2 separate regions of the Mus musculus genome follow, and region 2 is linked to region 1. Evidence: chromatin loops called from intact Hi-C (ENCODE). Cell type or tissue: left cerebral cortex. All regions are shown on one strand. Region 1 has its middle 36 kb from the start of Gm31603. Region 2 has its middle 5.6 kb from the start of Gm45805.

Region 1 (5,000 bases):
ATTGTTGTGGAATTAAGTGTATATATCCAGTATAATATACATCAGTACACACACATATAGAGGCAGACACATACACATACCATCATCACCATCATCACTATCACCATCACCATCACCACCACCATCACCACCATCATCATCCTTATCCTACGTCCAATCATCCAAAGAGCACTTTATATGTCCATATCATAGTCAACCACAGACCCCACCTCTCTCCTTGTCTCTCTAAGTCTATTCTCTACATTCCTAATTGCATTTTCTGGGTGACCAGGTAGATTTCTGTAGGAAGAATTAACCAGGCATCAGGGAAAACACAATCTCTTCCTTTCAGTTCAACACCTCTGAGAACTGTCAAAAGTCCATAAAGCAGATGCAGGTGCCCCACAGACATGGTGCATTGCACTTCCTGCTCCCATATCTCCATGGTTCTGGGGCTGGAACCACAGGACACACTTACGCTATTACCTGAGGCCTGGGTCTCCACAGGGCAATGGATCAGCAGGGTGGAATCAGTTGCATTCCTGGAAGTCATCACTCCATCAGAACAGTTATCAGGAAATAGCTCAATATATGCCGAGAAGGCTGTGAAATGCCCCACCAGGTCCAAATTAAATATCTTTCCAATTACATTCTCCCTTGGCCAGCTCCTCCAAGTGCACAAAGCTATCTCAGGGCCCCAAGAAACTAAATGAGGTATTTAGAGACAGCAGTGTGGTGGAAAGAGAGAAAAGGTAGCCATTTGTTCACCTCGGGATGAGGTCATGCTCACACCTCCTTAGGAACAGTGTTGCATACACCCGTGGCCATAGGATTTTACAATATCTGCTAAAGGAGATGATGAAACCAAAGTATTCCAACTCCAAGGAAAGACAGAAGTAAGGAGTCTGGCCAGCAGGGAGAAGTTTGTTCAGTGAAGAGCAGAGGGCTAGAAAAACATTTGAAAGGAAGCCAAGGACAGACAAGGGAGGAACGCCAACTTCAGACGTCAGCTGAAAGCAGGAAGTCTTAATGGTTGGGATGTGCAGGGTCTAATCTGAGAGTATCTGCTGTTAGTGCCATACTTTGAAATATGGTTTGGGAATCCTGGCCAGGTGACAGGGAGGGTGTCTCCAGAATTCTATGAATAGTGCTATGGTCTGAATCTGAAATACCCCACAGTGCTGTTTTGAATGTTGTGGACCTTTAAGAAGTGGGGCCTGGCTGGTGGAAACAGGTTACCAGGAACAAGCCTTTGAAGGTTCTAGCTACTCTCTGCCTCCTGGTCCACCATGATATGAACAGCTCCACTCCCCACTCCTGGATGCAGTGCTTCTCCGTATCTTTTCTGCAATAATGTGAGCCAAGTAAGCCGTTCCTTTGCAACAATGTTTCTGTTGGGCAGTCTGGCACAGTGACATCATGCCTAACACATAAGCCCTTCATCCGCTACAATGTTTCTACTGCATTTTCTGCTACAGTGACCCACAATGCCTAACACAGACAAGAACAATAGGATAATGGCTGAAACACAGATTGTCCTCAATGCAATGCCCACTTTCTTCTCCTTTACTGCCCATGCCTACTCTTGGTCTTGATGTAAGCTTTCTCTCTACAAATTTCCACTCTTTTCTGTGTTCATTTAGACCTGCTTCACAGCCCCTAGACTCCCAGGGAATGTACTGATTCCTCATAGCATGGTTCCATGTTGAACTTCCATTCACTGGTTAAGGTTCCTATATGTCTTCTAAGGGATGGCAGGCATGGCTGCAAGAGAAACTGAAGAATTTCCACCTCTGGGAATACGGGAATAGGGAGGGCCTAACTGGTGGAAAAGCCATCTGGGCAGCTAAGTGCATAGATGAGAGGGGGTACATTCTAAAGAGAATACTGATGTTCCTAGGCAGATGAAATGGGTATGTTGATCAGCAGGAGAAGCAGGAGAACCTGCCTCATGGTCCTCTCTATGTGTCACAGAATGGACACATTCAGCTTGAGAAACGTGAGCATGGCAGATTAGCCACCAGCACCAAGCTTTGCTTAAAAGCATGTTGTTCCCTTTGATACCTGGAAACAGAAGAAAGTCTCCCCTGGTTGATCTCATACCCTGGACTAGTACTCGTTATCCAAGACTACCACTTGCCAGCCACCCTATTATAACAGCACTCTGTGTTCATGGCTAACACTTTAGAAATGGGCAATTGCTCTGTATAGTGTTTGGGCTCCTCACCTATCTGAAATATAAATTGCCCACTTGGGGTATTTCTTTTATAGCACAAATGGACTAAGATACCCAATGGACGTGTGCTGTGGCAGAGTCAAAAGGAGGAAGTGAGTGAGCAATCTGCTTCCATCTCTCTCCACTTCCTGATGTAGATGCTTGTGAGCAGGTGCCTCAAGCTCCTGCTGCCAGGCCTCCCCTCAAACTGTGAGCCAAGACAAACCCTTCCTTCCTTCCTTCCTTCCTTCCTTCCTTCCTTCCTTCCTTCCTTCCTAAGTTGCTTTTGTCAGGGTTTTGATGATAGCAATGAGCAACTAGAGAAGGGGAGAAGGCTCAGTTGAGAAAGTACTTGCTGCTCAAACATGACGACATGAGTTTGGGTCCTCAGAACCCATGTAAAAGCCAGATATGAAGTTACCTATCTGTAAACCATAGCACTGGGAGGTAGTCAGCCAGGCTCAGTGGCCAGACACTATAGCAGAATCAGGAAGCTCTGGGTTCAGTGAGACAAGGTGTCAAAAAAAAAAAAAAAAAAAAAAAAAGAGAGAGAAATTCACCCTAGAAGCCAACTTCTGACCTATATGTACACATGCACACAAACACAGGAATTCACACACATTCACATGTACACACACACATATGAGAGAGAGAGGGAGGATTGAGAATTGGGATAAACGGAATGTCTGGTAAGGATATTGAGGTTGGGGGTGGGACTGGAAGGTGGCTAGGGAGGCAGAGGCAGACACTGCCAGGATGCAGACAGGGTTTCCAAACTGAGGCATGGTTAATTTGGGTTTGAAATGTCTTTGTTCTGCAGGCCAGAACTTTAGTGTAAACCTGGCACTGGGAATCAGCTAGAACGGAAGCAAACAGTCCTAATTCAGCCGCATTTTGAGCTTCTTGGAAAGAAACCACAGCAGTGAGGGGGCGGTTCTCGGCCACATCCCAGGGCCTGGGTGGTTTTCTGCTAGTGCTTCATCCCGGGACTTGAAAATTTCAAGTAGACCTTACCTTAGCTCTTCAAGGGTAATGTATAATGTCTCTATCGTTCAAATAAGGGCATTCAGAGCTGCAGGGTCTTGCCCTGGTAGTAAAGTGTTCTCTGCCACTGACCTATATTTATAGTACCTGATTCTCTGAAACGGAGCCACTGTGTAGCTCAGACTGGGTAGCAAAGTGTTCTAGAACTGAGCTACATTCATACATGGTTCTCTGATACGAAGTAGCCCAGACTGGCCTCAACTCATAACCTAACCTTTTGTCCCAGATTCTTGTGTGCTGGATTACAGGCACACACCACCCCACTTTACCTGGTTTTGGTTTTGTTTTATACAGAGAGTTATGCCTTTTTATGGAATTTTTTTCTGAATGAAATTGTTTTGGTTTCTCTTTCCCTCCCGCATACTCTTCCCACTCTGCGCCCCCCCCCCCACTCCCAGCACCCTTCTTTCTGCTTCCATGACACGTGCCCTTCCCCTTCTTCCCTCCCCCTTTGTGGACCCTTGCCTAATTTCAAAGTTTACTTCCTCGTCTCCTTATTTACACACAGACAGACATTAACAGTTAGGATCCATGTATGAAAGACCAACATGTGACCCTCTGAGTCTGGGTCCCTTAGCCAAATGTAATATTTTTGAGATCTACTCAAGTCCCTGAAAATTCCATAATTTCACTGTTCTTCGTGGCCGAATAAAATTCCATTGTTTATTTACCACTTTTTCACTATCCAGTCCTCAGTTGATGGGCATCTAGGCTGACTTCATTTCTTGGATACTATGAATAGAGCAATCGTGAACACAGATGTACAAGTGTCTCTGTGGTAGATGCAGTGTCCTTTGGTGTGTGGGTAGGAGTGGCATAGCTGGTTTAGTGTATCACACATAGAAGGGAATCTCCCCTGTCCCTCAATCACCATGATTAGTGGTCACCATACTTCCCCTCTGATCCTTCCCCTAGGTCCAGGAAATGGTTTCTCTACAGGGCTGGATTCTCCGTCGTACCACACAAGGAACATAAACAGGCTTATTCACCTTTTCTGTCCTGGCTGCCAGGGTGGAAGGAGTGGGCTGAACAGTTAGTTGTCTTTAAAGAACCTTCCCTGGGTGCCGTGAACACCGTTGAAGAAGAGATTTTGCTACTTGCCAGCAATGAGCCAACCACCTTGTGGGTGAGTCTGTCCTGCTTGCTGATACTCCTAACTGACCTCAGGCCTTTGGCAAAGTTCTCAGCAGAGGTGCCGGCTCCCCTTTACAGACACATCAGCTCACAGACGCCAGGGCAGTCCTGTGTGCCCCAATGCAGCTTCACTAAGATCTAAGAGAGAGAGAGCTGAGATGGTGTGCTAGCACTTACCCAGAATTCCCTGGGAACCTGAGGAGATGGGAAGGTGAGCAGGTGTCAAGACCAGCAGGAACCTGACATAGAGACACACACGTACACACACACACACACACACACACACACACACACACACTCAACTGATTAACAAATCCTTGGGGTGGTAATCATAGAATATGAGAACATACAACATACTTCAAAAAGAAATCTGGGAGAGAGGACTCTTGATATTTTCATCCCAAAGAAATGTCTCCTGATTGAGGACACAAATACCCATATCTGGATGTGAGCAACACACAATATAGACATGTATTGAGGTGCCATGGGCACTCATAAATATGTTAAAGCTTTATGTGCCAACTATCAAATGCCCAATTTTAGCAAACACGGTGGCCTGTGCCTCATTGAAGCCCTCTGGATGCTGAGACCTGAGGACTGTTTCCAATTTGAGCCCAGCCTTGGTCCG
Region 2 (5,000 bases), 59 kb after region 1:
GCTGTCTCTGTGGGGAACAGGACTTGTTGTGCAAGTAGGAGGACCCGAGTTCAAATCTCCATTACCCATGTATTAATTTAAAAAAATAGGTGTGGCCATATGTGCATGCCTGTAATAGCAGTAATACTGGGGGGAGATAGGAGCTGGAGCTTGAAAGTTGCTATTCCAGACTCAGTTCAATAAGATAACCCGTCTTATGGGAATAAGATAGAGGCTAAGAAAGTGCACCCATGACATCCTCTTCCGGGTACACGTAGGCTCATGAATCTGCACACATACATGCCCACACATTCACACAGCAAAATAAGTAGATGGATAAATAAAAACAAGGAGGACGCAAGTATCAGTCAGCAGGGTCAGCAATCTTCGTGGTTGTACGATCTGGAGGGGACAGCACCTTGCCCAGCTGTGCTTCCAAGTTCATGTTCTCTTAGCTTTTGTGTAAGAACACAATGTAGCACGTCCACCCCTACCCCGCCCCCCAGTGCTGGCTTCAATTTCGCGTGTAGTCAAAGGGAAAAGTTGCTGAAGAAAACAAAGGAGAATACTCTGGGCCAGGAAGGTAGAATGATAGGTAATGGCGTTTGCTACTGTGGTTTGTATATGCTTAGCCCAGGGAGTGGCCCCATTAGAAGGTGTGGCCATGTTGGAGTGGGTGTGGCCTTGGAATAGGTGTGTCACTGTGGGCTTGGGCTTTAAGACCCTCAGCCTGACTGCCTGGAAGTCAGTATCAGCTAGCAGCCTTCAGATGAAGTTGTAGAACTCTCAGATCCTCCTGCACCATACCTGCCTGGATGCTGCCATATTCCCGCCTTGGTGATAATGGACTGACCCTCTGACATACTTCCAGGACGCCAGTTATTATTCCTTGGAAGCAGAAGGCTCGCTGGCCCTTGAATGCATTCGGCCGCCTTCTTCCTGCAGCAGACATTTTGAATCAAGCAACAGTTTACACATCTATGGCAGCCAGCCCCAATTAAATGTTGACTTTATAAGAGTTGCCTTGTCTGTCTACGGCAGTAAAACCCTAACAAAGACAGCCACCAAGCCTGATATGCTGAGTTCAATCCTTGGAACCTACATGGTAGGAGAAAAGAAATAACTTCCCTAAGTTGTCCTCTGACTACTTACTACACATGCATTGTGGTACGTGCATACACCTGTGTGTATGTGTACATGCACCCTACACACACACACACACACACACACACACTAACTAAAACTTTAAAGTGCATTCTGGATCCAAGATGTACAGCACTGCTTGAAGCTGTCACCAAAAGGGAGGTAAAGTCCTTGTGAGACTGTTGACCTGAGATGGAAATGTGTCCCGTGGGAACCAGTAACACTGCCCATCCTCCACTCACCAAGACTTTAAGTGTAAGCATCTCCTTTTGACATATTACAGAGTCACCAAGATCCCCAAATATCCACTGTGACTGCCAAGGACGCCAAATACACATCTAAGTACTTCTGGATCCATCTCAGATAGTCTGTCCTCTACTGTCCAAGCCAAAAAGGAAACCTGCTTGCAGATCTAGTGGGGATTTTTAGGAACCAGGTAACTAGTCACCAAGGAGACACTGAGTGCATTCGGCTTGCCTGTGAAATAATTGTGACAGAAAGGAATCAATTATGGCCCATCTGTAGTTCATTAATATGATCTGTTGAAAAAGAGGCCAAATTCACCAAGTCTAAAAATAGGACCGATGCAAGTCTGGCCCAAAGCACATTAGGCAATAAAAAGATCCCTACATCTGCAGGAATGAGAGCCCCGGGACACTTCCTTGTTCTTTACTCCTTATCCACAGAGGTAACTGGAAATGGATACATTTTATTTTCTTTCCAGAAAAAAACAGAGAGAAAAACATTCCGTAAGGATCATTGTGGTCAAAAATATCATCCCATGTTCAGGAAGGCTCAGCTCAGAGACAGAGTTCACTTACTCCTGACAGAAATCTTACACATTCCCGAGACTGCTAGTATTTCTGCTTAAATCACACGCACAGAGAAATAGAAGGTTCCAGGGCAGCAATTCTCAAAGTGGGACAAAGCACTGGCTTTAGGAGGTCCATCGATAGGAGCCTGCTCTTGGGGAGGGTTTCACAGTTGTAATGAGTATCAAAATAATCTAAGTCACGGGCCCTTCTGTTCCTCTCCCCTCCCCCTCCCCCTCCCCCTCCCCCTCCCCCTCTAGAGTCTTTGGAGTAAACTTCTACTTAAACTGTCTGTGTCTTGCTCACTGATCTATTGCTGTGAGGAGACACCATGACCAAGACAATTCTTATAAAGGCAAGCATTTAATTAGAGGCTTGCTTAGCATTTCAGAGAGCTGGTACACCCCCCAGTGACACTCTTTCTCCAACAAGACCACCCCACTAAATCCTTTCAAATATTGCCACTCCCAGATGACTAAGCATTTAAACATATGATCCTATGGCATACCATTCTTATTCAAACCACCACAACCAAATTATTTCTTTCAAGGAGACAGGAGAGTCACCCCCACACACACCCAAAAATATCGCTCTCTGACCAAATCTTCTTCATGTTGCACAAGCCATTGGTTTGTGCTGTGCTGAGAACCTAGACTGGAATGAACTGAGCCCTGAACCGTGTCTTTGAAGGGAAACCAAGTATCTCTGGTGCTCTGTTCTTCCGGGGAGTTGAGGCTGCAGGCACAGGATGGGGGTGTTTGACCCCTTGATTCCTCTGTGGACTTACTCTTCATAACACATGCTTTGGGACCAGGCTCATCTACTTCTGGGAACCACAGCAGAGGTATAATGGGAAGCTAGTGGGCTCTTCCTATGGGTCTGTGGTTTGGAAGTATCTGTGATAGGATGGAAGCAGGTTTAGGGAACACACACATTTAGCTCTCAAAAAAAAAAGAGAAATTTGATACCTTGGCAACAATCCCTAAACATCTCTTCTCTGAGGAGAAAGACTACAGCCATCTCCATCGTGGGTTTCTGCTTGACTGTTAAAAATACTAAATTAGACCAGACACCAAAATAGTGGAAAAGAAAAATAACATTTCAGTGTGATTTGCTTTTGTGCAAAGTAGAAGCATTTATATAGCTTGTGTCTAAGCACAGAATATTTCTGGAAAGATTTGCCCAGACTGTTCACAACGGTTACTTATCCAAGCAACAAGTAAAGAAGAGGGCGGGAAAGTGGCTTCTGAGTCCCATTCTGTTGCTGTCTGTGTGTTGGCCATTTTTACAATGACCTGCATTGCTTTTTTAATAGAAGATATTTTGAACAATGGCAAACAATGAGGGCAACATTTAAAAGCTTCTGCCAGTGCCCTAGCAAGACTGAGCCTATGAGACACATGTCTGAGTGAGCTATTCATTTGCATATACATAATCATCAGAATAGATAATACATATCACACTGTAATCACAATGAAATAGGCTTGCATTAGCATAATAATCAAAACACAGAATGCATATTGCATAATGGTCATTAGGAGGCCTGTTCAGGCAGAAGCGAGGCATGGGCATAGAACTGAAAGCAGTTGGGGTGGGGATGTACTCCCTGCCTCCAGATGGTGAGAGAGCCCTTCTCTCTGGCACTGGTCACAGCCTTGAATGTAACATCTATAGCACTGACTGTGGCCCAGCAAAACCTCTATGAATCAGTGCTGGTGCTTCCAGTAACCTTCAGAAGCAGACTCCGTTGTCCTGTATCTGACAGATGCAGAGACTGAGGCTATGGAAGTTCATGCTATTATCATGGCAGAGGAGGCTAACTGCCCAGCCACACCAGCATGGTACTTTCCATAGTGCAAGATTGGCATGAGGGTATGTCTCCCCCATCATTCCAGAATACGGTAAGTATCATCTTCATCAAGTTCTGCCTCTAGACAGAGGTCTAAAAGGGTATAGGGCATACAGAATAACAATATAGGAGGAGCTTGGGTTCTTCAGCCATCCACCTCCCTTAGAAAAGGCATATATACGGGGCCATGGGTATGTTTTAAGCAGCTTCTTTGTAACTGGTACTAGTTTCCTTAAACAATGCAATAGATACAATGTTGCACCAGGATTTATTGTTTTAAGGGCTGAAATGTACCACTGGGACACCGGGGCCATTACAGCTGTGTCATGGGAAACTCATATCTTCAAACCACACCATGGATCTATTGTTTACTTATGGCCCCATCCAGCGATCAGCTCTGTGTTCAACCCTGGATGGAAGCCAAGTGAAGAAACAAACAAACAAAACCTTGGCACAGATGGCACCTGCCCACTGTGCAGATCTCCTCAGACATGATTCTATTTATAAGCTGAAGGTGAGGTGTGCTCCCAGACAATCTGTCATAGACAGCAGCAGTCACTGGGAGTGTCATCGGGCGTCTCTGGGCCATGGAGAACCCTGGGTGCCCCGGTTTCTCCTACAGTCCTCCTTCACCACCCAACTGGGCAACAGTTAGGCCCGGGCTCACCTTAACCCAACATAAACACAAACCCCACTGTACTTCACCCAAACGACTCCCGTGCATTTTTAGCTTACTGGCAGCATCCTGCCTGCTTGGCATGGAGGCTGAGGTGAGGTAAGCTCTAACCCTTAGGGATGCATGCTCCACGGCCCTGCTCTAGCTGTGCTGACACCAGTGAGGGATGTGAGGAGAATCTTGATGACTCAAGAAGGTGACTGTCTGTAAACAGGATCAGTAGACGGCCAGCCAGGGACCAGGCCTGTGAAAAACGCCATTAGATGTATTTCACATAGATGCCCTACACATCTTCCCGTGTTTCATACCCATGACCCTATCAGATGGATAGATCATATCTGATATGTGAAATGAGCTAACCCAATGTACTGTGATCCATCTTAATCCTCTGTGGGTGCAAGTTCACTGTGAGGCTGAGGAGATGACTCAAAAGATGAAGAACTTGCTGTAGAAGCATGAAGACCAGAAATCCTGTCCTCAGCATCCACATAAGCACAGGGGTGTGGCCTCCCACCTGGAAAGGCAAACACAGGAGCCCAGT

The links. A loop is a pair of places that touch in the nucleus more often than their neighbours do. Peaks named below come from ENCODE experiments on the same cell type or tissue, not always from the same donor. Only the 100,000 strongest peaks of a DNase experiment are listed, where the experiment ranks them.
Region 2: it touches region 1 in a loop (4-fold over the local background); 2 of 42 quality-filtered maps call a loop at or near these places.

The regions. Positions count from the first base shown.
Region 1 is chr8:126,691,511-126,696,510 of GRCm38, forward strand. No RefSeq gene overlaps it. Among named protein-coding and RNA genes, the nearest start is that of Gm31603, 36 kb to the right of the region's middle. In left cerebral cortex, no CTCF peak of the experiment used is centred here; DNase peaks (open chromatin) are centred at 979, 3,083 and 4,191; H3K27ac peaks cover 1,055 bases.
Region 2 is chr8:126,750,207-126,755,206 of GRCm38, forward strand. No RefSeq gene overlaps it. Among named protein-coding and RNA genes, the nearest start is that of Gm45805, 5.6 kb to the right of the region's middle. In left cerebral cortex, no CTCF peak of the experiment used is centred here; a DNase peak (open chromatin) is centred at 3,094; H3K27ac peaks cover 322 bases.